3 separate regions of the Mus musculus genome follow, and all the other regions are linked to region 1. The links are chromatin loops, found by intact Hi-C in ENCODE. Cell type or tissue: heart. All regions are shown on one strand.

Region 1 (8,000 bases):
GAGCCAGGGGAGAGCAACCCCAGGGGCTCCTACCCCATTGGGTCTGGGGTAGCGATGATGGATTTTAGAAAGTGATAATTCAGTAGTATTGGAGGGGAGGCGTTAACAATGTGGAAGTTTGGGAGTGGCCCAGCCATTGAGCTGCTTAGGACATATTAAAAACAAGGCTATGTGGGTGTGTCTTTCATTCAAGAATCCACAACATTAGGCAGTACTGAGAAGCCCATGTGCTGGGGAGTTTAGAGCAGGATAACATTCTACCACTACAACAAATTAATTACGTAGGACCCATCAAATTAAAGGTCAATATGAACTGTTATGCCTAAAACTTCTTGAGTCAGAGCTGATCGTCGGGCAGCACTTCCTGCACCTGTGTATGAACTCACTGTGGTTCTTGTGCCCCCCCCCCATTTATAAGTGGACAGAGAAAGATGCCCAGGGCCATAGCCTCAGCTACAACCCTGATCATCAATATTAGGTATGCACTCAATAAACTATCCCTGTATGACTGAGATCAGTGTTTGTGTGCTCTCTGGGGTCACTCATGCACCTCAACAAAATCAGTCTTTAAAAAGTAAAATATAGAAGCCAGCTGGTGGCGCACGCCTTTAATCTCAGCACTCAGGAGGCAGAGGCAGGCAGATTTCTGAGTTCGAGGCCAGCCTGGTCTACAGAGTGAGTTCCAGGACAGCCAGGGCTACACAGAGAAACCCTGTCTCGAAAAACCAACAAAACAAAACAAAACAACCAAACAAACAAACAAAACAAACCAAGAAAAAAAGTAAAGGACAGAGCAGAGCTGGGCTGTGGGTCAATTTACAGAAGAACTGTTAACTCCTCCACAGTTACCTAGCAACAGTAAAGACCATAAAAAGGGCTGTTTAGCCCCACCTCTCTCTCTCTCTTACTCTCTTACACTCTTACTTGTCTCCCTCTTACCCCTTACTCTCACCCTCTCTCTCCCTTCTTTGTCTTCTCGCCTCTCTCCCTCTTACTCTTTTTCTCTCTAGCCTTCTCTCTCTCTCTCTCTCTCTCTCTTTCTCTCTTTCTCTTTCCCTGCATCTCTATAATAAAGCTCTTAAACCATAGACAGTCTCTGCTCATCAAGGCTGCGCGCACTCTCGCATTGGGAACCTCTTCCCTCTCTCCTATAACCCTGGTGGCTTTAGCAAAGCAGCTTCAGGGTGCCCAGGTAGGGCTGCCCCTGGCCACCCCCTGAAGAGTGGGACAGAGGAATGTCCACCTAGGGATGAGTAGAAGGTAGTAGCAGCCCTCCCATGCCTGACAGACCAGAGGATAGGTAAAACTGGCGGAGTGTGGGTCTCTTTCCCTTCCCCCTCTTCCCCGGGCCCCCTTTTTTAGTTCCCAACATTGCTGCAGTGTTCAGAGGCCCCAGCTTTGATCCCCAGCCTGTGAGGGTGGAAACAACCCAATGTGGCTCTTCCTCCCTCCACCTCTCCCTCTCTCCCTCCCTCCCTTCCTCCCTTCCCTCCCTCCCTCCCTCCCTCCCTCCCTCCCTCCCTCCAGTTGTTTCCCTCCTTCCCAACCCCACTCTCTCAGGCCCTCATTTACTCAAATCTCAGTTCTATGAGCCAAGGAATCCTTTGCTGCTTCGAGTAGTCAATGCTTGGAAAATTGCTCTCAATTTTTGTGCTAGTCCCAGTGTAAACAAACACAGTCTCCCCTGTGTCCTTAGCATCACCTTCACCATTGAGACACTCAACACCCAACCGTGGCTGAGAGAATCTACTCTTTCAGATCCCCAGCGTCATCTACTTCAAGGTCCAGCTGAGATTACTGAAGGCAGGTTTGAGTAGGATGACACACAGCCCATCCATCTGCCACACAGACGCCATAAACATCAGGAGCACGGGCAGGATCAAAGGTAGTGTCCGTGTACAAAGGCAACAGTGGGGCCATCTGGGGATGCAGAAGGAGTTCATTTTTTCCACCAATTAAAGAATTAAAAGGCAAAGTCAGAAGCCGGGCGGTGGTGTCACATGCCTTTAATCTCAGCACTTGGGAGGCAGAGGCAGGCGGATTTCTGAGTTCGAGGCCAGCCTGGTCTACAAAGTGAGTTCCAGGACAGCCAGGGCTACACAGAGAAACCCTGTCTCAACACAAAACAAAACAAAACAAAACAAAACAAAACAAACAAACAAACAAACAAAAGTCAGGAGTGGAATCCCACACTTGGTAGGCAGAGGCAAATGGATCTTTCTGAGTTTAAGGCCAGTGTGGTCTATATAGTGAGGCTGTTTGATAGAGAGAAAGAGGGGGGGTGGGGAGAAGAAAGGCAGGAGAGAAGTCTTGGGGGTCCTGTCCTGAGTCCTGCCAGAAAAGTTAAAAGATATCAGAAAAATCAAGCTTCCACTTAGAACCTCTTCTTCCTTCCTTTCTTCCTTCCTTCCTTCCTCCCTCCCTCCCTTCTTTCTGTGCGTTTTTTTTTAAAGATTTATTTCATTTATATGACTACACTGTAGCTGTTTTCAGACACACCAGAAGAGGGCATCGAATCCCATTACAAACGGTTGTAAGCTACCACGTAGTTGCTGGGAATTGAACTCAGGACCTCTTAGAAATGTAGTCACTGCTCTTAACCATTGAGCCATCTCTCCAGCCCTATAATAACTTTTTTTTTCTTTCAGCTTTTAGCAACTTTATTTTCCTTCCATCTTTTTTCCCTTTGCTCAGGCACCTGCACAGCCGCTCAGGACCACTCAGTGGTGGCTCCAACCCACTCAGTGGCCTGCGCTGTGGGAGCTGCTGACCAATCCTCAGTGGCTGGCTGTGCACTCCAGTCTTCCGTGGGGAACTGTTGGATGGGCACAGAGGGAACCTGCACACCCTCAGACCAGTCGGCCACCTCAGGCTGAGCAGCAGTGAACTCAGGAGCTAGTGCTGTCCACTCACCCTGGAATTCCTCCTTGGTCACAGCCTTCTCAGCAGCAGCCTGCTCCTCCTTCTCAATCTCCTCTGGGTCTCTGTGGAAGTAAAGATCAGGCATGATCTCCCAGGGGTGCTCACGGGAGATAGTACCTCGCATGCGGAGTACTTCCCTGGCCAGCATCCACCACATCAGAACCACTGAGTGAGCTCCCTTGTTGTTGCATGGAATGGCAATGTCCACGTAGTGCAGGGGAGAATCTGTGTTACACAGAGCAATGGTGGGCAGGTTGACATAAGAGGCCTCTGTGAGTGGCTGGTGGTCAGCCCTGGGATCGGTCACCACTAAAAGCCGTGGCTCCCTGAAGGCTGCTTGGATCTGGTTAGTGAAGGTCCCAGGTGTGAATCGGCCAGCAATCGGAGTGGCTCCTGTGGCAGCAGCAAACTTCAGCACAGCTCGCTGGCCTGTGTTCCTGGAGGAGATGACGCTGACGTCAGCAGGGTTCTTGATGGCAACAATAGCTAGCTCGAGCTGCGAGCAACAGCTTCTCCCAGGTCCTCTTCAGGTTTATGATGTAGATATTGTCACTTTTCCTTTGGTAGATGTACTGCTCCATCTGAAAGTCAAGGTTGGTGCCACCTAAGTGGGTTCCCGCAGCAAGGAATTTGAGGACATCCTCCTCCTTCATCTGCAGGACGTCAAGGGCTCCGGACATTGTGTAAGTTTCCCTTTAAGTTACGATGGGAATCAAGAACAACGCCGTATAGACCCGTCCCCGGGTAGCGCAGAAAGCCTATAATAACTTTTAAAAGCAAAGCTATGGTTGCCATTTCTTGGTACAGGCAGTACAGTACAGTAACCATTTGTAGTTAAGGTTTCAGGTGGGGCATAGAGCACTCCTTGAGAAACAGATTAAATGGTAAACAGGAATGAACCTCAGTTGCCTTTACTATAAAATGTCTTTTAAGCCCAAGATGGAGGCAGGCTGGTTTATCATCTACAAAGACAGAGCTTTTCTAAAAGAACAGGGAAGCCTGAAACACCCGAGTTAGGCTCTGCCAGCGCCAGAAAGAGGAAGACAGAAGAGAAGAGAACAATTCTGAGGGAGGAGTCAAGAAGGGGACAGAGGGCAGGACACCCTGGCAGCAGTAAGAGTGGCGCTAGGGAGCAGGAATCCCGGCCAGGAAAAGCCTTAAGGTGAACTTGCCTCCATAGGAGTGTCCCCTGGCAGGTCCCTGAGCTGTCCCACTGTGTCAGCCCTAAGAGAGGAGACAAGGGTCTGTCTCCACCTAGAGCTAGACTCCATTCTCCACAGCAGCAGGACCCCAGATCATTAAGTTTGATCATCCATGTTTTAAGCCTCTGGAGGTCTTCTCTTTTTTTGTTTTTTTGTTTTGTTTTGTTTTGTTTTGTTTTGTTTTTTCGAGACAGGGTTTCTCTGTATAGCTCTGGCTGTCCTGGAACTCACTCTGTAGACCAGGCTGGCCTCGAACTCAGAAATTCGCCTGCCTCTGCCTCCCGAGTGCTGGGATTAAAGGCGTGCACCACCACCACCCGGCACCTCCGGAGGGCTTAATCACTCCAGTCTCCCCATTACCTCAGCAGCGTCTCCCTATGAAAATCATCTACATTGCCAGGATGGTGGTGAACACCTTAGGCTGAGGCAGGGAGATAGTGAGCTCAAAGCCAGCTCTGGCTACCTGAGCAAAATGGTCTCAGAAAGACAAAATCAGTGACTATCACCTCTCAGCCAGTCCCACTCTGTGTCCCCTACATGCTATCTCGTGTTGAAGCGGTCAATTCCCAGGGCTAGTGAACATTACTGTGATGACCTGTGGAAATTGAGAGTATAAAACTCTGAAGCAGCTTATTGCAGGATGCTGGCCCACTTTCCAACTGATGGCCCAGGATCCCAGAATGGCCACTAGGTGTCACCATTGTTCCACTGTGATCAAAGTTGGGGCTGCCCGGTATTTGTAGTTAGCAGAGAGTGCTGGCTTTGTTCCCTCATGATCCTAGGCGCTGGCTTTCTGTCTCATCTGCCTATGTGAGGCCCACTTCACAAGGAGAAATAGCTACAGGGACAAAAGAGTTCTTCACAGGATTAAACTGCTTGCAAGTGGGTAGAGGCCAGATTTGCTCCTGAAGAGCCAAGCTCTTATGTCCACCTTCATAACCTCTGCTCACTTCCCAGCATCCTTAGCACACGTAAGACACTAAAGACTTCCTGAGCCCCTTTTAGCTGCATTAACAGGAAACCGCAAATATCAGCTCAATTAAACCTCTTTTTTTTTTTTTAATTGGTTTTCCCGTACACTGAACTGGAAAGTACGGATTTGAAAAGCAGTCTCCATTAACAAATAGCAAGTCAGGATTTCCTGCTTGTCTCTCTCACCACTGGGGAAATGGCACCTAGCACATAGTAGGTGTACACTTCTTGTGACAAACGACTGAGAGGCATTTATGTACAAATATCTGGTTTGTACATAAGGAGAGGGCCGTCTCATTGTCCGGCCCCTGGCATCAGATTGCCGGGATTCAGGCTCCTGCTATGTTGGTTGGACAGCTTAACCTCTTCTGACCCATCTGACAGTCTGAGATGATGAGACCGCTGAGTTCAGAGAGAGCAAGAGGACTAACCAGTCACTCAACATGTGGAGCACTTAGGCCTGACACACACTGTCTTACATATGTGACCTCAGGAAATCCCAGATGAGGCACACATTCCCCATCTCAGCCACATATCCAAGTTTCCTCTCTGGGAGAGGTGTGTTTGGCAAGTGGTATTTTCTTTCTCTTTCCTTTCTTCCCTTCTTTTTCTGAAACAGGGTTACTCTGTGGTCCAGGATAGACCCAAACTGGGGGATCCACCTGCCTCTGCTTCCCCAGGGCTGGGATTAAAGGGTTTACCACTGCTACCTTGCTGGCCGGTGGGATTTTCTGAAGATTGCAGAATGTGTGCTATTGACAGGCACTTCTGGTCTGAGATTGTCCAGTTATCACCTCTCTCTCTCTCTCTCTCTCTCTCTCTCTCTCTCTCTCTCTCTCTCTCCCTCTCCTCCCTCTCCTCCCCCCTCTCTGTTTTTGTTTTTGTTTTTATTTGGCTTGGTTGGTTTTTTGAGACAATGTTGTCTCCTGCACCTCAAACTGGCTATATAGCTCAGGGTGATCTTAAACTTTGGGTTTTTTTTTTTTTTTTTTTTTTTGGGTGTTTTTGAGACAGGGTTTCTCTGTGTAGCCCTGGCTGTCCTGGAACTCACTCTGTAGACCAGGCTGGCCTCGAACTCAGAAATCCTCCTGCCTCTGCCTCCCGGGTGCTGGGATTAAAGGCGTGCGCCACCACGCCCGGCAAACTTTGCTTGTTAAAGATTTTCTTTTATATATATGGGGGTTTTGCCTGCATATATGTGTGCCTTGTCTGTTTGCCTCTGACTCTGTGCCATGGAGGTCAGAACAGGGCACTGGATTCCCCAGGCTCACACATACCTTTTCATACCAGCACTTGGGAGGCAGAAGCTGCCAGAACTCTGTAAGTTCAAGGTCAACCTGGTCTACTGTGTTCCAGACAACCCAGGAGTTACACAGTGAAACCTTGTCATTTAAATAAATAAATAAATAAATAAGCAAGCAAGCAAGCCTAGGCTAGGAGGCCACAGGCTCTGGGGAAAACCCACCTCTGTTGTTTTACTAAGTAAACATGTGGAAAACCTAAGTATTTATGTGTATTCCCATAGGCTGCGATGCTCTCGGCCTTGGCCGAACAGGCTTCTTCGGCAGTGCGCAATTGTGGGATTGCGAAAGGCGGCCTGTTTTCTGGTTCTGTTTTCTGGAGCTAGGTTCAAACTCCAGAGACCCCGCAGATTAATCTGCAAGGGACAGAAGGCCCGTTTGCCATGTTCCCAGACATGGGCTCCTGGCAGGAGAACCCAGCTCCGTAATTCTGTGGCCATCAGTCATGTAGGCTGCCTTGACTCCACCCTCACAGTTACCTGGCAACAGCAAGGTAGCCAAGTCCACTATAAAAGGAGCCTCTTGGCCCCTCCTCTCTCTTGCCTTTCTTGCTTCTCTTACTTTCTCCTTAGCCCTCTTGCTCTCTCTTCCCCCTCTCTCCGTGGCCATGGCCGGCCTCTACTTGTCTACTCTTCTCTCTCTCTCTGCCTTTCTACAATGAACACCTTGAAACCATGGACTGCCTCTTCTCATCAGGATCCACTGGGCTAAAGCAATGGAGCAGTTTCACTCTAAAGGCCTCTAACCTCCCTCCAGGAGGCCTCCCTGGGCTCTAGCCACAGCCGCCAGCCAACCCAAGCCGCCCGAGCTAGAGCGAGCCAGATTCTCGCCTGCCCAGAAACCACCCAGAGCCTCCCCCCACCCCCGCCCCTTCTCCCTTCGGTCCTGGGGCTGACAGAGCTGCCCCCCCAGGACCCTCACTTTGTTCTCAGCTCTTCCGCGACATCCAGCGGTGTCTGGGGTGTCTGAGACTGAGAACCTGTTGTCTCTGGCCTCCGTGAGTCCCAGAGACCCCAGAGCTGACTCTCCCAGTGGTCAGTGGTGCCAGACTGTGCCTCCCCCGCCTCCCAGTGGGGTCCAGTGGCCTAACACTGCCCGACACCCGTCCCGCTACGGTTCCGTGGGGTCCCCAGGCAGTCTGCCCGTCCAGAACCCCACCGCTTTGGTGGGACTCGAGTTATCTCTCCCACGACCTTTATTTCCCCCACGCCCTATTGCCCCGCAGGCAGCAGTTAATTTAGAGATTCCTAACTAGCAAAGAGTTACTGTAGATGTGGTATGGCTGTACATCTCTAACCCTAACCTCAGGAAGTGCAGGCAGGAAGATAAAAATAAACTCAAAGCCATCCTCAGCTCCATTTGTGAATCTGAGGCCAATCTGGACCACACGCTACTGTCAAACAAACAAAATAGTTTCCTGATCTCAGGTGGTCAGCCTGTCATCCCAGCGCTCGCTTGGGAAGCAGAGGCAGAGTGAACCAGAGTTCTAAGTTAGCCTGGCCTACATAAAAAGAGACTGAAAAAAAAAATTAACAAACCAGAAAACCCGCCCCTCCCCATCCCCCACCGCACTTCCTTCTCTTCGCTGGCTTGTATTGCAGGT
Region 2 (8,000 bases), 160 kb after region 1:
ACTCTAAATTACCAGGGTTTAAGATCAGAAGGCAAATTCGAGATCTGAAGGCAATGACATGTTAGAAGATGTGGCACAACAGTAACCAGAAAAGAACCCAGCCAGTGCTCGAGAAGTGAAGGAATTTTAAGGGAAGGATAGTTTTTAAAGAAGTTCAGCACAGTGGTCACTAACCCAGCTCTAGTCATGGTAGGGAAGTTTAGCAGGTTTCAGTTTCTTCACATGAGAAAGAGCTATAACAGTATGTACTTGGCATGGCTGTCTATGAATTTGGTTAATAAATGTGCTTACAGAAGAGCCTCCTGATATATAGAAACTGCTTAATATGAGCACAATGCTTTTCTCCTCGTTATTGCCGCTGCTACTGTTTACGTAGATAGTCACTGACATCTGCCGAGATGATGTGAAAAACCTGTATGAGGCTAGAGCCCTCGCTCAAGAGCACATTCCCTAGCTCAGCATATGCAAAGCCCAGGGTCCAGTGCCTAGCAACACAAAGATAACAATAAAATTTGAATGTGAGGGAAAACTGAGCCAAAAGATGCCCAAGTTACCAAAGGAGAAAATGACAGAAGTATGTAACTCAATGTCAAGCTCTGTTGTAAACATGAAAATTTTAAACTGTAAAATAAAATGGAAAAGCTTTATGGGGCTGGGGATTGGGTAGAGCACTTGCCTAACAAGTCCAGTCCTCAGCCCTGCCAACCAAAAAAAGGTTTTGTATCTAAGAAATAGTTTTCGTCTTTTAGTATATGTGCTGCCAACGCACGCATAGATGTTAGTCTTTTAACCTGCACCTCGTATGCAGCCATAAACAATCATAAGACCATTAATATTATACAGCATGAGAAAGAGAAAATCACAGACGCTTCCACAGCACAAGCAGCAGTGCACTAAGTGCATCAGAGGTAAAGGGAATATGCAACTGCAATGCGAAGGGAGTCTAAGAACAAATGGTAGGCCTTACAGTATTTTGGGATGAAGACCTGAGTCTCTCTGTGGGCTGGATTGACCTCTAACCACTATGAGAACAAACCAATCACTGAGCTCTTCACAAAAACAAAACAAAACAGAACAAAACAACCTCTGGGCAGTCCAAGACCCCTTCTACAAGCTTTCTTATCACAGCCACATCTGTTTAATGTCTTCTACCCTGCACCAAAATAAAGGTTCTAGAAGTATACATATTCACTCTCTTATGGAGTTCACACGTTTACCACTATCTGTTCACACAAGGCCTCTTCCAAAGAGAACACTGTGAAACAGGAACAATACACCTTTAACTTCAGGGCACTGTGAATTCTATCACATCAGTTTACAAGACCGAAGGGATATGCTTACTCTTGGGAAAGACTTGTTACAGTGAGTAGCCTGGGAAGGGGTTTACAAACAAGGCAGCAAGGGTTCATTGTTGACCTTTATTTTGTACACAGAACAAGACCAAAACAGAAAAAAAAATAGGCTAGAAAGCTTTGGCCTTGGGAACTGTTGACAGACTTTTCTTGGGCAATAATTTATTCCCTGCACTAATTTAGTAGAAAAAAAGAAAGTGCATTCATATCTGGTTTTGAAATGGAAAAGTCTGACCTATGCCTTAGAAACTGTACTTAATTGGATAAATTCTAGAAAAATATTCAATAGTGAAGACCTATGCAAACTCAAGAAATCTGTATTTAATCGGATAAATTCTAGAAATATATTCAACAGCAAAGACCTATGCAGAGTCAAGAAATCTTTCCTCCATTTCAGATTTATAATCAGGACTAATTTGTTGTTGTTGTTGTTGTTGTTTGAGACAGGGTTTCTCTGTATAGCCCTGGCTATCCTGGAACTCACTCTGTTGACCAGGCTGGCCTCAAATTCAGAAATCTGCCTGCCGCTGCCTCCCAAGTGTTAGGATTAAAGGCGTGTGCCACCACTGCCCAGCAGGACTAATTTTTTTCAAAAGCTTAAATTATATTTAATCTCAGTTCTTTACATGTACTTAAAGCTACTCCTTATTTTGATATGGAATCATAAACAAACATTCTGTATTTTTTTAATATTAATTAATGTACTGCCAACACCACTAACTTTAGTCTTGAGAAACAGCTTAGCAGTTAAGAGCACTGTTTGCTCCTGAGGGGGACCCTGGTTCAGCTCCCAGCACCCACAGAGTGGCTCACAATCACCTGTCACTCCAAGTCCAGAGGATCCAACCCTCATCTCTCCTTGGAGGGCACCACACAAGCACACAGTGCATATACATATACATGCAAGCAAAACACTCATACACATAAAATAAACAAATTAAAAAAAAAAACAAAATTAGTGTCTGTTGAAAGTTCACTGAGATTGCCTAACGGTAAAAATTATAAAAAAAAAAAAAATAGTGTGCTGATTTTTCTTAGAAATAGAAAAACATTGGAATTTGTTTTTGTAGTTATTCTTAAGTAGACAGATAATTAAAATAGGGGGAAAAAAGAACTTACGCATTTAAAAAAGGGAGCATGGATCGTGGGAGTCTAGCTCATTAGTAGACAGCTTGTCTAACATGTCTAAGACCCGAGCTAGCGCTCCAACTCCCTCCCAAAAACAAATATATATAATAAATGAAGTTTAAATTAAAGGGCATAAAGAAGGCAGGAGTCACACCATCTCTCCAGATCCTGTGCAGGATCAAAGTCTAGGAAAACACATTTACAGGCTCTCTCTGAAGCCAGTTATTGATCATTTCTAAATCTACTTTAAAACATCAAGATGAGTAATCTTCAAAGTCTCTCCTCAAATAGAACATTAACAACTTCAATTACTTCATAATCAATATCAACTACCACGCTTCTCAAATGAGAACGCAAGCTAAAATTTGGTTATGACTAAGCCGAATCCACAAAATGCCAACCTTTAAGTCCAATATCCACTATAATATCACTTTTAAACAGTTATTCAAAGCTGAACACCACTTTTCTCTGGGTTGAGACAGGCACATCATGACACAAAGCAGCATGCTTAGTGTTGGCAGAACAGCTGCTTGGACCAGAGAGAGCTACATAAGCAAGAGATCTGTTGACAATCTAAATTAGGCTACCTCCAGATTCCACAAAGATGACAACCTGCATCCTCCGAGATACTGCTGCAAGTCTTCTCTGCTACCAGTTTATTCCACTTTCCCTAATCTCTGCACGAAGAGATACTATGCAAATCTATGCACGCCATGCAATACGCCAAGAGCCTCCAATATGGTAAAGTGGCCTTAAACATCAACAGGCCTTCGAGGGCCAAAGCAGCGGTGGATTGCGATGATAAGGACAGAAACACAGAATTTCACCCCAACAAGAATGGAATCTTCAAGCCAGTTTACCCTGAAGGCTCATATAGCAATTCACCAAAGAGAAAAAGTGATTTGGGAGCTCAATTTTGCATTTCCAGTCGGTGAGGGTTTGCGTTGCATGAACAATGACTAGCTTGCTCTGAGTGGCCTCCCAACCCCCACAACTTGGCTTCTGGTGCGGCCAGTCACCCTGAAAGCTGCCAGGGCTGTCACTCGGTGCCTACCAGCAACCGGACTTGGCTCCTAAAGGATTTGTCAGATCATCCTCCCAATATGGCTGCCAGAGTGATCCTGGTCGGCTGAACGTCGAGCCCACACCAGCCTTCCTCCCATCTGGCCAGCATCCAACAAGCCCCCTCCCTCTGCATCGCTTCCTCCGTCCAGCCCTTGCGCCCTCCGCTCTGTCGGATGCCCTTTCCTACCTTCATCGGGCTCAGGGGCATTGCCACATTCCCGGTTGGAACCCTGATGCCAACCACAATAGGGGGTGAGAGAGCAGATGAGGGGGGAGAGATCGGCTGGCTCCTCAGAGCTGCAATGTGCGCACATACGGCGGGACAGCGACCGATCTGCTGGCCCGCGGACAGAGCGGGGCCTGGCAGCCCAGGGGAAGCGGAGGGCTGGTGCAGGGCACTGCAGGGGACCGGCAGGCCGCTGGACCAAAGCCCGGCGCTCGCGGCCGGCCGGCCAGGTCTCTCCACGGAGGGCGAGGCTCCTCACCGCGGAGCCAGAGCCCCGGCCGGCCGCGCCGCTTCCTCGCTTTGCCCCCTCCAGGCCCGTCACCGGCCGGGAGTCCCTCCCGCGGGAGCGGCCCCCTACACCGGCGCCGCGGCACCACCGCCCACCTCGCCTCGGCCGCCCCACCTCAGCCTCCTCACCTCAGCCGCGCTGCGGACAGACGGGCGAGCCGGCCGAGTCAGAAGACGCCGAGGCGCGCAGGGGCGCGGGAGGCCGGGCACCGACGCACCTCAGCGCAGGCAGCGGCCGCCGCGAGCCGCAGGGCGCCGCTCCGCAGCCCCATCACGCGGCCGCCCAGCTCTGCATCGAGGATTGGCGGGAGGCCGGGGCGCGGCTGTGGATGCGGCGGAGGAACAGAGAGAAGCCCGGATCCGAGCTGTCGCCTCCCGGGACCACTGCCGTCTGACTACACCGCGACGCTGCTCGCCAAACTCCGCCCGAAGCCGCCGGCGCGGGACACCGCCCCGAGCTAGAGCGCCGAGCGTCACCTCGGCCCGCCCAGCAACCGAGACCGACGCGGAAGGTGACCAATCGCGATGAAGACCTTGAGACAGATGACCAATAGTAAAGCGTGGCTGGAAGAGGGGGCGGGAGGTGCCGGCGGAGCGACGGAGACACTCGAGCGCCCCCTGGTGGTACGGGAGCCGATGCGGGTGCGGGTGCGGGCGTGCCTGGTGGGCGAAGCCGGTGTCCAGAGTTCCCTCCCGGGTGACCCCCGGAAAGGTGTTAGTGGGTAGCAGCCGCGCCTGTGTAGCCGAATGACCCGCTTCGTAAGGGGACAAAAAGTGGCTCAGTGACCGGGCGGGACTGGACGGTCCAGATGCCATCCGGAGAGCTGGGATTATGTGGGAGCGGCCGAGTGTGGAGTCATTGTCCGTTTAGAAAAACAGCTCAAACGGTGAAGCCACCGAGCCCGGCGCGGTGGGAACGGAACCACGCTCAGGCATGAGTGTATCCAGCAGAAAGCTTCCTAGCCTATTCTTGTCGAACCCCAGCACAACACCTCCCACACGCCACCTTGGGAGAAAAGGAGGAATGAGTAATGGGAAAGCATGACTTAGTGGGCATTCAGCGTCTCCTTGGGAGATGGCGTGCTGGTGTGAGCACAGGAACAAAACGCTTTGTATCGCGCCCAGTGAATGGACTGAGCGGCCTGAGAGAGATGCCCCTAGAGGGGGTTACCAGGGCTCATAAGAACACAAAAGCTCTATGAGCCATGTTTTTTAAAAATCAGATTTAGGTTCAGCTCAAATGAAAAGCCCCACAGACGTTCATAAGCAGCTCAATTCAGTGCTTAGTAAAATATCACAATGACAACCTGCCAATCACACTGCATTTTAAGGTTAGAGGATGTGGTTTGGATTTATTAGCAGAAATTGAAAGTAAGATTTTTTTTTTTCTCTCAACCCTGACTTTAATACAGAATTACTGGGTAGAGAAAGGCCTACACACTAAAACGTGAGAATTAACTTTCTACACTAACGACTCTGGGCAATCACCATGCCACTGAAGTTCCAGACTCCCACTATTCCACATTCATTGGACACTTCTCATTGTGTTTATTTACTTGTTTGTTCTTGTTTGTTCAAGACAGAGGGTCTTGGTAGCTCAGGCTCTCCTGAAACTCACCAAGCAGACAAGGCTGTCTTGAAACCTACAGAGAGATCTGTCTACCTCTGCTTCCTGACTGCTGGGATTAAAGATCCGTACCACTAAGCCCAGCTCTCATTTTCTTTAGAATGTACACTCCACCTTCCCACAAAAGGAGTTGATGTCATTTATTCTGAAACACACACAGAATAGAATTGCTTAAAATATTAGGAGCAACGATTTGAGTGGAAGGTCAGCCTGGGCTACATAGAGAAACCCTGTCTTAAACAAACCTAGATGGCTTAGTGGGTAAAGTGCTTCCGATGAGCTGAGGATCCCAGTGCGGTGTCCAGAGCCCGTGTCCAGGTGGATGGAGAGTGCCTGATGAACACAGTCATCTTCTGACACAGACACACCTTACACCCCCACTGTACCATAACAATAAAGTTTAACAGACATCAATAAAATACCTAAAGCAAGAAGTTGGCATGGAAGTGTGGCTAAGTGGGGTGCGCTTGTTTAGCATGTGGGAAGCCCTGACTTCCGTTCTTGAAATGGAGGAGGAGGAAGAAGAGGAGGAGGAGGAAGGAAAGAGGAAGAGGAGCTGAATCATCAGGGGTAGAGAAGCGCTGATGGATTTGCACAGGAGCAAGAGCTGCTGACATGGACACACTTACGTTTCAGAAAGCCAGGAGAAAGGTCTTCAACCGTCTCGCTATAAAGAAGGAGGCGCTAGAGAGATGGGTCTGCAGGGAAGTGTACTTCTTGCTATGAAAAGGACCAGAGCTCCCAGTACCCACATTTGGGCAAAGCACAACCACCTGTAACTCCAGCTCCAGGGGGCTCTGACATCTCCAAGGACACCTGCACTCCTGTGCACATGCCAACACATAGATAGACTCACACACACACACACACACACACACACACACACACAAGTTTTTTATTGAAAAGATAAATCTTTCTAAAATGTTTAAAGGATATAAATATGCTAAACCCAACTTAAACATTATTCAGTGTTTATGTGTCCAAACAGTATGCCATCCTCATTAATATATACAATTTTAATATCTTCATACATCATAAAGTTTTTCAAAAGAATTATCTATTTTGTGTATATGAGTACACTGTAGCTGTCTTCGGACATACCAGAAGAGGTCATCGGATCCCATTACAGATGGTTGTGAGCCACCATGTGGTTTCTGGGAATTGAACTCAGAACCTCTGGAAGAGCAGTCAGTGTTTTTAACTGCTGAGCCATCTCTCTAGTCCCATCATAAAGTTTTTTAAGCAAATAAGCTATGAAGAAAAGCCTGCTTGGGCCAGGAATGATGGGCATGCCAAATTCTCAGCACTCAGGAGACAGAGTCAGGAGGATCGCCACAAGTTGGGAGCCAGCCTGTGCTACATACGGAGTAAGCTAGCCAGGGGTACACGGTGACACCCTATTCCACAAAACCAAACAACCAATTAAACAAACAAAAACAGACTATTTCTGCTTGAAGAAGCAGAATGCAGAAAATGAGGAAGAATATCAAAAAACTAGAGTCCGGGAAATAGGCTACCTCTGAGCATGGGGCTCTCTCATGCCGCGGCATCCTGAAGGCCAAGACGAACCTGAAAGTGTGGTAGCATAATAAGCAGAGCTCCATCGAGTCATGGGAGACACCCACTTAAACCCAGGCTTAGTGCTGTGAGTTTATTAACCCCTAGATGGTTTGGACACTCGATGGATCTCAATCTAAAAAAGAATCTTCGTGGAGGTAGCAGGGTAGCAAAACCAGACCCATCAACAGAGGCAGATAAGACGGCTCTATACCACGAGGCCACATAGCCTGCTATGCGTACCTAGGCTTTTGATCCTCTGACAAATGAAGTCACCCAGCACAGTCATTAAGTTTCTCTGCTAACAGATTTTATGTAAAAGAACCTCTCTAAAATCACACGTTACTGTGAGAGTGAATTCAACATGGTCTGATGAGACTACCCCTGAAATTACAGTACAAAGAATGTGAGAGACAAACGCCCTTTGCCTCTAGTTAGCGTCTCCATAGCAGCACACAGACTAGAGCTCTGTTGTGTTTTCACGAGCATACACACACCTGGAACTGGAACAGAAGAACCGGATACGTACATGGGTGTAGGAGTATAACATATGACAGCAGCAACATGAGGAGTCAGTGGGCCAGTGTTAGCCCATAAATGATAATGAGGGATGCTGGGATAATTGATAGGATGAGACAGAGCAGACTCACTCTGGAGGCTGAGGAAAATCAGGAGTTCAAGATCAGCCTTGTGTTTGAGGACAACATAAGCTATATAAGATTACATCTCAAAAAGCAACAACTACAACAGAATGTGA
Region 3 (8,000 bases), 300 kb after region 1:
GCTAGAGCTACACAGTAAAACTTTGTCTCAAAAACAAAACAAAACAAACAAAAACAGTCATGGTGGCCCATACCTCTAATGCTTTAATCCCAGCACTCTGAGGGCAGAGGCAGGATTGAGGCTAGCCTGGTCTAGAGAGGGAGTTTCAGGACAGCTAGGGCTACACAGAGAAAAAAAGAAAGGTGGCAGGGGAGGGAGGGAGGGAAGAAGGGAAGGAAGGAGGGAGGAAGGAAGGAAGGAAGGAAGGAAGGAAGGAAGCAAGCAAGCAAGCAAGCAAGCAAGCAAGCTAGCAAGCAAGCAAGCTCTGGCTGCCCTGGAATTCATTATCTAGACCAGGTTGCTCTCAGACTCAAAGAGATCCACCTGCCTCTGCCTCCCAAGTGCTGGGATTAAAAGTGTGAGCTACTATGCCCAGTAATAATTTTAATGCAAGAAAGAAGTTATTGAGCTAGACAGCAGTTATGGTTGACAACGTTGCAAGTGTATTTAGTGCGCTGAACTGTGTTCTTTGGTTGAAAAGGTCACTTTGGGGGCTGTAGAGATAGCCTAGCACTTAAGAGTGCTTGCTGCTGTTTCAGCAGACCCAGGTACAGTTCTCAACAGCCACATCAAGGGACTCACGGCTGCTGTCATATCCAGCCTCAGGAGTGCCTGACACCATTTCTGGCCTCTGTGGACACATGCACACACACACATCTACCACCCCATGTCCACACATATACATAAATTAATCTTTACAAAATAAAAAAAATGAAAGGCTAACTTTGTTTTTTCAGTTCTGGGCACCAAACCCAGGGCTTCACAAATGCTAAACCAGTGTCTCACCACCAAGCTGCTTCTAGGCCCTTAAATGGCCAATTTGATGCTATGTAGACTTTACCACCTTCTTTTTTATTTTTTATTTTTAAGTTCACTCACAGGGATGGGTACTGTCAAAAGCCAGAGACTGACAGTTGTTGGTCAAGACGGGAAGAAAGCCTCCCTGTGAGAATGTCCACTGGTAACATCAGCGTGGAGCATTTTGGCTGTTCTTCCACAGAATTACCACACGACCTAGGAATTCCACTTCCCAGCCAAAGGGATTGAGGTAGGAATTCCAGTGAGGTTTTTTTTTTTTTTCTTCACTATTTTGTTTGGCTTTGAGCCATATAGTGTTCCACCAGGCTGGCCTGAAACTTGATATGTAGCTCAGGCTGGCCTGAAACTCACTTATATAGCCCAGGCTGGTTTTGAACTGTGACATCCTTCTGCTTCAGTCAACCAAGGGCTAGATTGCAGTTGCTACATTCTAACACTTTCGCTCATAGCAACATTATTTACACAATGAACCAGAAAGCAATGGAAGAAAGGACAGACTGAATGTGGTCTAGCAACACAAGGACTAGTAATTCAGCCTTAGGAGCTGGAGGAGAGATGGCGTTGCAGTTAGGAGCACACACTAGTTCATCCATAGGACATGGCCAGCAGCTTACAACAGCCTGTAACTCCAGAGGGATCTTGTGCCTCCAGCCTCTGCCAGCCACTGTACCTGATGCAAATACCATCCCCAAGTACACAGAATTTAAAATAATAAATCTTTAAAAAACAATAAAAGAAGGCTAGAGAGATGTCTCAGTGGTTACAAGCACTGACTGCTCTTCCAAAGGTCCTGGGTTCAATTCCCAGGAATCACATGATGGCTCACAACCATCTGTAATGGGATCCAATGCTCTCTTCTGGTGTGTCTGAGGACAGCAATAATGTAGTCACATACATTAAATAAATAAATAAATAAATAAATAAATAAATCTTAATAGCATCAACAACAACAATAATAACAGCATGCACTGCTTTTGCAAGAGGACCAGGGTTCAGTTTCAAGCACTCACACTAGGCTAGGCAGTCCACAACCACCTGTAACTCCAGCTCCAGGAGGTCTTCTTGAACACCTGCACACATGTGGCATATACATGTGGCATACACTGACATATTCATATACTCATTAATAAAAACAAAATCTTTATGTAATTCAGTCTTAAAAAGAGAGGGAATTCTGACTTACTTGTCAGAATATTATATTAATAGTATGCGAAATAAGCCAGATACTGGGACTGGAGAGAGAGGCCTCAGTGAAAGCATGAGGACCAGAGTTCAAATCCCAAGCACTCACATAAAAGCTGGGTGTGGCCAGGTAGTGGTGGTGCATGCCTGTAATCCCAGGGAGAGAGCACTCTTCAGGTAGTAGTGGTGGCATAGCAGTGGGAACAAGATCCTTTGTTTTGGTTTGGTGCACTCTTTCTTAAAGATTTATTTATTATATGTAAGTACACTGTAGCTGTCTTCAGACACTCCAGAAGATCTCATTGTGAGCCACCATGTGGTTGCTGGGATTTGAACTCCGGACCTTCAGAAGAGCAGTCTGGTGCTCTTACCCACTGAGCCATCTCACCAGCCCTGGTTTGGTGCACTCTTGAGACAGGTCTTGTGTAACCTAGACTGACCTTGAGTTCCTTGCATAGACCTTGAGTCCTGTACTTCCTGGCTCACTATGTTGGGTTTTACATAAGTCTCTCCATACCTGGCAGTATAAATGTTCTTATTTATTTATTTCCTTATTTGGGGACAGTGTCTCTCTGTGTAGTCCTGGCTGTCCTGGAACTCTCTCTATAGACCAGGTTGGCCTCAAACTCACAGAAATCCACCTATCTCTGCCTCCCGAGTGCTGGGACTAAAGGCATGCGCCACTACACCCAACATTATGAATTTTCTTAATGTTCCCCATTTGGATTGTTCAAAGTGTCCAACATGGTCGATTTTATGTGGGTTTTTTTTTTTTTTTTTTTTTTTTGCTGTCTTCACTGCTCACCTGAACCCAGGGTCTCTGCATGCTAGCCAAGTGTGCTCCCATGGAGACAGCACATTTCCACTTTGGCAATACATCTCTAAGGCTTTATGCCACCCTATGTGTATTTCATTTGCACTTATTTATTTATTATTTGTGTGCACGTGTTAACACAGGTGTGGAGATCAGAGATGACCTTTGGGTCCTCTTTACAGGACTCTGTTCTCTCCTCCTATCACATGGATTCCAGATATCACAAACACAAGGCTTAGTGACAGGTGCCTTTGTGTGCTGTGTCATCTCCCTGACCCTGATATATGTATTTTTACCACAACTAAAAGAGAAAAAAAAAAAGCTGGGTGTGGTGGCCCATATATTTAATACCAGCAGTAGGGAGGCAGAGGCCAGTGGATCTCTATGAGTTACAGGAGAGGTCAGCCTGGTCTACATATTGAGTTCCAGGCCACAGCCACAAAGTGAGACCTTGTCTCCAACCCCCCTTAATCCCAGAAAGGATTTGTGTATGTGTGTGTATATATATGTGTGTGTGTGTGTACTAAGGCTAATTTTTAAACATTGTTTTTGTTTGCTTGCTTTTATTTAGTTTTTTTTTTTTAAGGCAAGATTTTCTCTATTCCTACTGGGTAGGAATAAGTAAAAATTAATTAAAACCAAGGACCAAGCGTCTTCTCGGCTTCCTCTCGGGTGTCCCCGTGTAGAACTGCAGGTCACCTCCCTAACCACAGACTTCCCATTGTTCTCCGGCTCCACAGCTCTCCTGCTCCCCTCGAGTCCAGGCTGAGGAGCTGGAATTCTTGATCCTCCCAGGAAAGCTGGCTCGGTTCAGATAACTTGCTGAAGCGGCGTCGCGAAAAGCCTCTTCTTTTATCCCTTAAAATCCGCCCTTTCTCCGTGTCATTACACCTTTGCACAGACAGCTCAGCCTGTGCTTTGGGGAAGGACCGAGCCTCCTCCGCGCCCCGCGGCTCTCCGCAGTCCTCATCCGACACGTGGCAGCCCTTCTCAGCTCTGCACAGCGAGGTCCTGCAGCCTCCCCCTGGTGGACGCTTCGAGTTGAAACTCAAAGTGGCCATTCGTTCCAGTCTGCGCCCCGTCAGGCCCGCCAGCTGGCGCCAGCCTGCAGAGAAGCAGCGGGAGCCATGGGAGGGAAGTTGCATCCAGCGCGCCTGGTGCAGCTGTCACGTCATTGCCTCCACGGAAGTCCTTCCTTTGGCTCCTCAAAGTGTTCGGTTATTTCCGGCATAAACTGTGGGGCTTAGGCCTCAGACTCTTGAATCCTAGTTTGTCTGATGTTCCCCTAAATCTTTACTGAGTCCACTGAGGCAGGATAGAAAGAAAAACCATCCTGATGTGGGAGATAAAAGGAGTCCCTAGTTGAAACCTCATCTTCTAGAGCCGCAGCACAATTAGCATTTGCTGTGAAGGTGGCCAACATAAGGTTATATATATTTTTTTTCCACAAAAAAATGTTAAAATATCAATGAATTGGGCTTAAAGCCTAAGGGTTACACTGTTTCTATGTTGGCCACCTGGCAAGGAATGTTAATTGTGTTTAGACTCCTGATGCTGTGATTTCAACCGGGATTCAGAATGCTGTCCCCACATCTGGGTGGTCCCACGCTTGAAAACCACGCTTGGCTCCCCGCCATCCCTCGATCTATTTATTCCATGGCTGAGCAGCCCCGCCCCTTCGCGGAGCTGCAGCCTCACTTCCGGCTTCCAACACATTGCTCTCTCCCAGTGGGCTTCCTCCTCCTTCAGCTGCTGGAGGCCGAATAGGTCATCTTACCACAGTCCTCACCTTGCATCCTGCTTGCCTTTCTCTCTAGTTATCTTGAACTGCGGATTCTTCATCTAAAATGGTTGTTTCTGCTCCAGACGGAGTTCTTAAGTGTTAAGGGGACTTGCCCTAGGGCTTTCTACCTGGACCTTCTTATCTGCATCTCCAAGAGTCTCCCCCACCAACAGTTCTACCTCCTCTCTGATCACGCAGATTCCCTAAGGCCTAGATTCCTTTTACTGTTGTGGAAAAATACCCTGAGGATAGCAAGGTAAAGGAGGAAGGCTTCATGCTGACTCACAGTCCCAGGTTACAGCCCTTCAAAGCCTGGAGTCTCCCAGCAGGGACTTAAGGACCTTTTGTTCAGTCCAGGCAATGGTGTCTCCCAGTTAAGGGCCCTCTGGTCTCCTCTCCTCAATTAACTAAATCTAGATAATCCCTCAGAGGCATGCCCAGAGCTTGTCTTGGGCTAGTCTAGCTCCTGTTAAATTGATACCCAACCTACATACATTCTTAGTGTGACCTTCCTTACTGTGCACTCACTGATAAGTGGATATTACCCCAGAAACTTAGAATACCCCAGATACAATTTGCAAAACACAAGAAAATCAAGAAGAATGAAGACCAAAGTGTGGATACTTCATTCCTCCTTAGAATAGGGAACAAAACACCTATGGAAGGAGTTACAGAGACAAAGTTTGGAGCTAAGACGAAAGGATAGACCATCCAGAGACTACCCCACCCCGGGAGTCCATTCCATAATCAGTCACCAAACCCAGACACTATTGCATATGCCAGCAAGATTTTGTTGAAAGGAACCTGATATAGCTGTCTCTTGTGAGGCTATGCCAGTGCCTGGCAAATACAGAAATGGATACTCACAGTCATCTATAGGAAGGAACAACAGGGCCCTCAATGGAGGAGCTAGAGAAAGGAGAAGCTAGAGAAAGTACCCAAGGAGCTGAAGGGGTCTGCAACCCTATAGGTGGAACAACAATATGAACTAACCAGTACCCCCAGAGCTCGTGTCTCTAGCTGCATATGTAGCAGAAGATGGCCTAGTTGGCCATCATTGGGAAGAGAGGCCCCTTGGTATTGCAAACTTTATATGCCCCAGTACAGGGGAATACCAGGGCCAAGAAGTAGGAGTGAATGGGTAGGGGAGCAGGGCAGGGGCAGGGTATAGGTAACTTTCGGGATAGCATTTGAAATGTAAATAAAGAAAATATCTAATAAAAAAATAAAGTAAAACAAAAGAAAAGGGGATACTGAATTTCTTTAGTCTGTGTGCTAATTAAAAAGCAACAACTAATCTACATGGTTTAAAACTAAATAAAACAAATAAAATCAAGCAGAAGAAAAATAATTTGAGAAGAGAAAAAGGATCCCAGTATCTGAATGGGAAGGCGAGAGTTGTAAAGAAGAAAGATAGGCAAGTGGTGACATGTTTTAGAAAAGACATTATGGGAAATGTAAATGAGTTAAATACCTAATAAAAAATGGAAAAAAAAAAAAAAAAAAAGAAAAGACATTATGTAACCAATCATTTTATACGTTGAATGTATAGTAAAGCATTTTATAAATTGAGCAAATAAATTATAGAGAAAAAAGATCCATGTGAAGTTCTCAAGTGTTGATGTTCATCTATTAGCACATAGGTACAACAACAGTGTATGTGTTGGTCTGAATACAAAGGTTGTAAAGTTCTAATTAAAACAGCAGAGCCGGGCAGTGGTGGCGCACGCCTTTGATCCCAGCACTTGGGAGGCAGAGGCAGGCAGATTTCTGAGTTCAAGGCCAGCCTGGTCTACAGAGTGAGTTCCAGGACAGCCAGGGCTAGACAGAGAAACCCTGTCTCTGAAAACCAAAAAAAAAAAAAAAAAAAAAAACCAACCAAACAAACAAACAAAACAGCGGCAATGCTTAAGAATGTTAATAATAAAAATACATATTTAAAAAGAAAAAAATGAGGAAGGTCTGACCTTCCTCTTTTTTTTTTAATTAGGTATTTTCCTCGTTTACATTTTCAATGCTATCCCAAAGGTCCCCCATACCCACCCCCCCCACTGACCTTCCTCTTAAAGAAGCACTGGGGACAGGTCTGACCAGTGTGTGCGTGCGTGCATGCGTGCACATATGCATGCCATAATGCTCATGTGGACATTAGAGAACAGCTTGTGAGGAATCAGTTCTCTCCTTCACCAAATAAGGACTGAATTCATACTGTCAGAGGAGGGCAGGGGCTTTTACCCACTGCAATCTTGCTGGCCCCGGATTTTTTTTTTAATATTTATTTATTATATGTAAGTACACTGTAGCTGTCTTCAGACTCTCCAGAAGAGGGAGTCAGATCACATTAGGGATGGTTGTGAGCCACCATGTGGTTGCTGGTATTTGAACTCCGGACCTTCGGAAGAGCAGTCGGGTGCACTGAGCCATCTCACCAGCCCCCCGGATTTTTATCTATGTGTTTGGAAATTTTGCCTGCCCGTATGTCTATGTATGTAAGCGGCATATGAAAAGCCTCTTCTTTTATCCCTTAAAATTTGCCTTTTCAGCCAGGCGTGGTGGCACACGCCTTTAATCCCAGCACTCGGGAGGCAGAGGCAGGCGGATTTCTGAGTTCGAGGCCAGCCTGGTCTACAGAGTTCCAGGACAGCCAGGTTACACAGAGAAACCCTGTCTCAAACAAAACAAAACAAAACAAAACAACAACAACAACAACAACAAGACCTCCTGGCCTTCCAGCTAAAGTGCTTCCTGTTGGCATGGGTATCAAGGCCACCTCTACAGCCTCACACCTGGCCAGTGCCACCACCTGTCCACCTTCAGAAGCTATTTTTGAAACCCTTCTCACTAGCCTTGGAGGCAGGAATTACATCCTGTTTCCCAGTGTGTACTCTGCACACGGAACCGGCTCTTGAACACTCCTTAAAATAATTGGTTGTGCCCCAGGCCTTTAATCCCTGCATTCAGGAGGCAGAGACAGGGCAATGTCTGTGGGTTCAAAGTTAACCTGGTCTACATAATGAGTTCCAGGTGAGCCAGGGTTACACAGTAAGAACCTGTCTCAAATACTATAGATAGATAGATAGATAGATAGATAGATAGATAGATAGATAGATAGATAGATAGATAGATATAGAGATATAGGTATCTATCTATCTATCTATCTATCTATCTATCTATCTATCTATCTATAATGTATACAGCGTTCTGCCTGCATGTATGTCTGTAGTTCAGAAGAGGGGACCTCTTATAGATCCTATTATAGATCCTATTATAGATCCTTGTGAGCCACCACATGGTTGCTGGGAATTGAACTCAGGACCTCTGGGAAAGCAGCCAGTGCTGTTAACCTCTGAGCCATCTCTCCAG

The links. A loop is a pair of places that touch in the nucleus more often than their neighbours do. Peaks named below come from ENCODE experiments on the same cell type or tissue, not always from the same donor. Only the 100,000 strongest peaks of a DNase experiment are listed, where the experiment ranks them.
Region 2: it touches region 1 in a loop (2.5-fold over the local background); 4 of 42 quality-filtered maps call a loop at or near these places.
Region 3: it touches region 1 in a loop (2.5-fold over the local background); 8 of 42 quality-filtered maps call a loop at or near these places.

What each region holds. Positions count from the first base shown.
Region 1 is chr4:149,139,787-149,147,786 of GRCm38, forward strand. It overlaps the pseudogene Rpsa-ps12. Among named protein-coding and RNA genes, the nearest start is that of Cenps, 6.2 kb to the left of the region's middle. In heart, a CTCF peak has its summit at 4,808 (motif pointing right); a DNase peak (open chromatin) is centred at 4,815; H3K4me3 peaks cover 427 bases; H3K27ac peaks cover 799 bases.
Region 2 is chr4:149,303,241-149,311,240 of GRCm38, forward strand. Kif1b (kinesin family member 1B) reads right to left here and starts at 4,493. Exons shown (of 49, transcript NM_001290995.1): 1 at 4,189-4,493. In heart, CTCF peaks have their summits at 3,389 and 4,692 (motif pointing left); DNase peaks (open chromatin) are centred at 3,541 and 4,561; H3K4me3 peaks cover 3,001 bases; H3K27ac peaks cover 2,559 bases.
Region 3 is chr4:149,441,571-149,449,570 of GRCm38, forward strand. No RefSeq gene overlaps it. Among named protein-coding and RNA genes, the nearest start is that of Rbp7, 9.4 kb to the right of the region's middle. In heart, a CTCF peak has its summit at 3,884 (motif pointing left); DNase peaks (open chromatin) are centred at 1,035, 3,921 and 4,531; H3K4me3 peaks cover 1,533 bases; H3K27ac peaks cover 2,477 bases.